Regions from separate parts of the Homo sapiens genome. Here region 1 is linked to region 2. The links are chromatin contacts, found by Hi-C in ENCODE. All regions are on one chromosome and are shown on one strand. The core of a region is the stretch at or near the end of the contact, and the rest is flanking DNA. Distances in the headings are between cores, read along the strand shown.

Region 1 (2,700 bases), core at 197-2,696, 210 kb before region 2:
GTGGTGACATTAGATTCTCATAGGGGTGCAGACCCTATTGTGGACTGTGCATACAAGGGATCTAGGTTGCACATTCCCTATGAGAATCTAATGCCTGATGATCTGTCACTGTCTCCCATCACCCTCAGATTGGACTGTCTAGTTGCAGGAAAACAAGCTCAGGGCTCCCACTGATTCTACATTGTGGTAAGTTGTATAATTATTTCATTATGTATTACAATGTAATAATAATAGAAATAAAGTGCACAATAAATGTGATGTGCTTGAGTCATCCTGAAACCACCCCACTTCCACCTTGATCCGTGGAAAAATTGTCTTCCATTAAACTGGTCCCTGGTGCCAAAAAGGTTGGGGACTGCTGCTTTGAAGAGTTTGCCTGTGAGGAAAACATGAGAGGGACAAGGCATAGTTCTGTGGGAAGGCCTAATCCCCCTTCTCTTTTTCTTATGGTGTCCTAACCTCCTGCTTCCGTTATGATCCCTGAGCATGCAGAATTTTATGATGTGGTGAAGTTTCACTTCCACCAATGTTCTTTATTAATATCATGAACTAAGCATGCATTAATTGCCTTCCTAGCCTCTTGAGATTTTTTTATAATAAGGAAACATTTTAAGAATGAAAAGCAATTGCAAAGATATGGAATCAACCTAATGCCCATCAACTGATGAATGCATTGATAAAGAAAATGTGGTATATATACACCAAGGAATACTACTCAGCCACTAAAAAGAAAAAAATGATGTCTTTTTTGGCAACTTGGATGGAACTAGAAGCCATAATTCTAAGTGAAGTAACTCAGGAATGGAAAACCAAAAACCTAGTTCTCACTTATAAGTGGAAGCTAAGCTATAGGTATGCAAAGGCATGCAGAGTTGTATAATGGACATTGGAGACTCAGAAGGAGGGTAAAGGATGAAAAACTACTTACTGGGTACAATGTACACTACTTGGGTGACAGGTGCAGTAAAATCCTACTTCAGCACTATATAATTTGTCCACATAACCAAAAATGCTTGTACCTCTAAAGCTATTGAAATTAAAATTTTTTTAAATCTGTTAAATCTATTTAAGAAAAAAAGGATAATGGAAGAATTCCTTTCATATTAAACTTATATTCCTTTTATATTGAACTTACAAACAGATATTTATTCAGGCATTGGATGAGTGATCTATGACCTTTGTTTTATAAGTTTAACCTGCTGGGCTCAAAGCTTTAAAAGTCCCGGAGGGCCTGAGGCAGTGGTGACATTTTCTGTGGTGGGGTGCTGGGCTTCATTGAAATGCACACATAAAACCTTGGAATGTGCGTGGACTGCTGGGGAGCAGAGGCTGGCCAGGCTGAGGGAGGGGGCCACACCACACAAAGGACACACAGTCACATTCCTCCCGGGCCACCCAGCAGCCTTGGTGGCTGCTTGCCATCTGGCAGTGCTCTCGGTATTTTCCTGGATTCCTTGGGGCAAAGGAAACATAGTGACCTGGCAGACTTGGCTCCTGGCTCAGTGGCAAGGCCAGAGCTGTAGAAGTGGTTTATGGAGGAGATTGCACTTAAAATATCACTCTAGCCCATCCTTCCCTGTCATCATACAAGTTAACCAGCATCCTGGGACAAGGCTAGGCATCCAGAGGGCCGGATGTGGGGAAGACTCTTGCAATGCCGTGTTTTAAGTCCATTGCTTCCAGGTGTGTGGCAGTGTCCTTTCCAGCCACTAGATTGGGAATGCAATGAGGGAAGGGAGTTGGGTGAAGAGTTTAGTTAATAAATATTGGGTACCTAATGAGGATTGTCTATGCCTCGAGCTGCCACGGGTTCCTTCTGAAGAGTGCTAGGGTTTCTCTGAAGAAGCCCAAGTCCCACATTGAACTAAGTGTCCTCTCTCTGCAGAGTGCTGTGCCAGCAGCTGGCAAGCAAGCATGTTTATGAGTTAGTGATCTTTTGATAAGAGCTCATTCCTGAAAGGCAAATGGAAACTTCCACCTAGAACTCAGGCCAGGTCAGGAGGTGAGAGTATGGAAAAATAACACCAAGTGCAGGCACAAAACTGGAGAAGACAAAATAGTAAGGGAGCTGCAATTGGGGAAGTTAAAAAGGGCCTCATGGTCAACAAATCAGAGACAAGAGAAGGACAAGTGACACTTTTGACACCTTTATACCTTCAGCAAAAGCTGATACTCTCAGAACCTAAAATAGCAGAGAAGTCAAATGTTTCATCTCATAAAAAAAAACGCTAAACTTAACCACAAAACTGTTTAAGATTATACCTTGTGAAATACAAAGTAAAAAGTTAGAATAGGGAAAAAAATCAGAATAGAATAAGGAAGGAAAGGCTAGAGTATTAATTAAGATAAATTAAAAATTTTAGATTTTAATTCAGTTTGTCCTAGCATTTTTAAGAAAACAAAGATGATTTTGGAGGGCATAACAAGTCATTCTAACTCATATCCCTGAAAATGTAGGAGAATAAATTATCCACATGGGAATAATGAGCATTTGGAAGCACATGTGGTGCTAGTTTCATTGTGCAAAACACGAAATACATTATACCAATGTCATATTCATTTATGGCAGGGAGACTAGTTAGATGAGGGAAGGCGTACATCTGAACTGGCTGATGTTCTCAAACATCCACGCTATTGGACATTCCCAAGAAGCTGGAAATGTACAATCTGAAATGAACGTGCTCCTTCCATGAGTTCAAT
Region 2 (2,934 bases), core at 297-2,796:
GATTTCAGTAACTTTCTTCTAAGAGACCACAGACCGGTTCTGGCTGATTCATAGAGGCTGAGCGTTGATTACTTTCATGTCCCTGCTTCACCTTTTAATGTGTGTGGCCTAAATTTGACTGTATCTTAATGTTGTCTCCACCCCAAAGTGAACATGTGTTGTATGTTACATACATGTTCATTCTGTGCATATGTATTGACTCATAAATATTCATAAGATTCTCCTATAACCTACTGAATATGTATGTATAGCTAATTTCCTTGGGCATAAATCTCAACCTCTCCCTTTTATCCTCTGAAGTGCCTGCTATTGGTCTCTGCCAGAGGCTAGCTTCTACCTGTCATGATGGCCACCCTGCAAGCTGCAACTCGTTATAAGAAATAAAGTCTCCTCTCCAAATTTAAGATCTCATGATTTTAAGCTGACAATGCCTATACATGAAATAACAGAAGTCAGACCTATAAACAGGTTATCAAAATAAGGTACAGTAAATGCATGAGGTACTAGAGACCCATAGATTATCCCACTCTATTGAGCTGAGCGTCCCGTAAACCTCTAAGACAGGCTATGCAGATACGACAGGTCCTGATTTTATAGTCATTGAAGCTATGGCGATCCCCATTAGCGCAGAAGCGAGTCCTCTCTCACCACCACGCTGCCTCCTGAAGGTGGTCAGGTGAGGCTCATAGTTACTCAGTGTGCAGCCAAGGCTAACGCTTGGCTCCATCAATCCTGAAGTCCCACCTGATTGCCCAATGAAAGATAAAGCTCGGGGGGGCTGAGAAATAATACACGTGAACTGAAGGGCAGTGTAATGTTCCCCTCAAGGGGAACATTATTGCTTTACAAGCGTGGATTCTTTGTTCTGAACCCTAACTGTAAACTAGGAATTGGGGCTGAGAGCTTCTTCCATTTACAGCCCTAGGCTCTGCTCTGCATCCAAGCTCCGCTTCCTAGAAGTGCTGCTTATATTATTAACCAGGCTGCAGCCGGAATTAGCCAGAAACCACACTGTCGGCTCTGCTTTGCGGAAGGAATAGGAGCGAAGGACGAGGCTGCCCCCCAGTGGGAAACCCACAAGAAGCAGCGACGCTTCCAATCAGCTCACAACTTTCAGTATTGCAAGGAGAGGAATGGGCTCCGCATTTCCAGCTCCAAGCACTCCATTTCAGAGCCGCTGGGGAGGATTTTGGGGTGCAAATTCTTTTACCATTACGGGGTAGTGGTATGGCGTTGAGAAATAAGAATAGGCGAACCTCGTATCTACCAATCTCCCAACTCTATAAACGGCCCCTGGTTAAATCCAGATTCCGGATCCTGGCTGGGAGATTTTGATTTAGCAGGGCAGGAGTGGGAAACTAGGGAGGGTTTGGGTTTTAAATCAGCGTAATTCTGATCATCTGGCAAATTTGAATATTCTGCGCTGGGAGGCGACTTTCTGCTTCACTTTCCCAGAACCCGGGCAGGGGTCAAGCCCTTGCGAGTCAAGGGAACCCAGGAGTTGCTCTCTTACCTTTGTATTCCCGCAGCCTCCAACTGCAACTCCGGCGTCGCCCGGGCAGCCCGACCCAGCCAACCTGCCCAGGATCCGCCCATCCGCCGCGATTTCCATGGCGACCGATGGCGCCGCCTTCCGCAGCCTTAGGGCGGGGTAAGCGGGGGACCTAACTCTCTGTCCAGGCACTCAGTGCCCGACCTGCAAGTGGGGACGGAATTCTCGTCCAGGACAGTCAGGCTAAGAAGTAACTTTTATTATTATTATTATTTATTACTTTGAGTACTTCTTGCGCCCATTATTAAAAATTAAGTGTTTCTTTTTTGTTTTTGTTTGGTTCGGTGGGTAGAATATATGTGACATGTTTTTCTAGGATTTTCTTCTTAACATTTTATCTTCAGATTCAAATGCTTTGGACAGACTCACCGACTGCCCGGCTGAGAGAATCTGTGAGGTCTACCTGCCTAGCAATTTGCCTTTGCACGGTCCTCCTGTGAGGAGTGAGGACACACAGGTATGTGGCTTCTGTAAATGTCCACGCTGGGATAGTTCCCAGACCGTCGACTTTCTGTCCCTTTCTTGACTGTCCAGTCTCACCTTTCTCTCAAACACTGCTGCTTCAGCCGAATCCAGATGTGGGAGGCCAGGTTCTCAGGTGGCCTGGTGGGAATGCAAGGGCGGTGCTCTCAGAAACATCTGGGGGCGAGCTTGCCACTCAGAAGCAGGGAAAACTGTTTCAGCTTTCTTTATGAGAGAGACACACCTGGCTGGAGGTGCTGGTTTTTCTGCTTGACAACCCTGAGGCCTGGGCATACCTCAGAGGTGCTTCAGGTAGCTTGGTCAGCATGTTTCAGCTAGTCAGGTCCTACCCCCACGGTCTGTGGGCTTTTAGTTTTGGAGTGGGTATGATGGAGTCCTAGGACCCTGGATGACCTCACATTCAGGGTGCTTTCTTGGGGGCAGTTTGGCTGTTCAAGCTGGCTGGAGGCCAAATGGAAATCTAGACATCTCAGAAAACTGGTTGATATGCTGGGTTAGTGAGGATGAGGGAGGGGAGTGTTGTTTTACTTTTCACAGTAACCCAAAAGAGTTACCATCTATTACTATCTCCATTTTGTAGAAGAGGAAAGGGAGGCGCAGAGAATTTCAGAAACTCCCAGGATCTGGCTTCCACGTGCACACTTGGTACTTTGAATTTAGCTTAATTTTCTTTTTCCCTAATGGAGTGTTTATTCATGCTACCTTTCACCCACTCCTATTAATCTAGCCAAATTCATTCACTCATTTATCAGTAAGCTGTTTCATTTCTGCCCCCTCCCCTGTCACTGTAGTTCCACAGGACCAGAGACAACCACATGTGTTTTATGAAGTTATGTATCTGGCATGCAATTAGGCTCCAAGGAAAGTTTGATGAATGGATAAAGAGCAAAAGACAGTGA

Evidence for each region. Hi-C counts contacts between places; a loop is a spot of excess contacts on that map. Pooled maps may share reads with other maps.
Region 1: a map of Right ventricle myocardium inferior shows a loop between it and region 2 (6-fold over the local background). The contact joins the enhancer-like site here to the promoter of FRMD3-AS1 in region 2. A Hi-C loop is called at or near these places in 1 of 168 maps with a recorded cell type or tissue (Right ventricle myocardium inferior) and 6 of 50 pooled maps.

The regions. Positions count from the first base shown.
Region 1 is chr9:83,431,102-83,433,801 of GRCh38, reverse strand. All of the region lies in intron 1 of FRMD3 (FERM domain containing 3), which reads left to right. Among named protein-coding and RNA genes, the nearest start is that of FRMD3, 110 kb to the left of the region's middle. RefSeq lists a silencer at 1,234-1,528. Within about 2 kb of position 1,446, at least 22 of the 41 ENCODE cell types and tissues checked have a DNase peak (open chromatin) inside an H3K27ac peak, as active enhancers do.
Region 2 is chr9:83,217,957-83,220,890 of GRCh38, reverse strand. It overlaps FRMD3-AS1 (FRMD3 antisense RNA 1), which reads right to left and starts at 1,546. Exons shown (of 3, transcript NR_184120.1): 1 at 1,514-1,546. It also overlaps a transcript of RASEF not described here.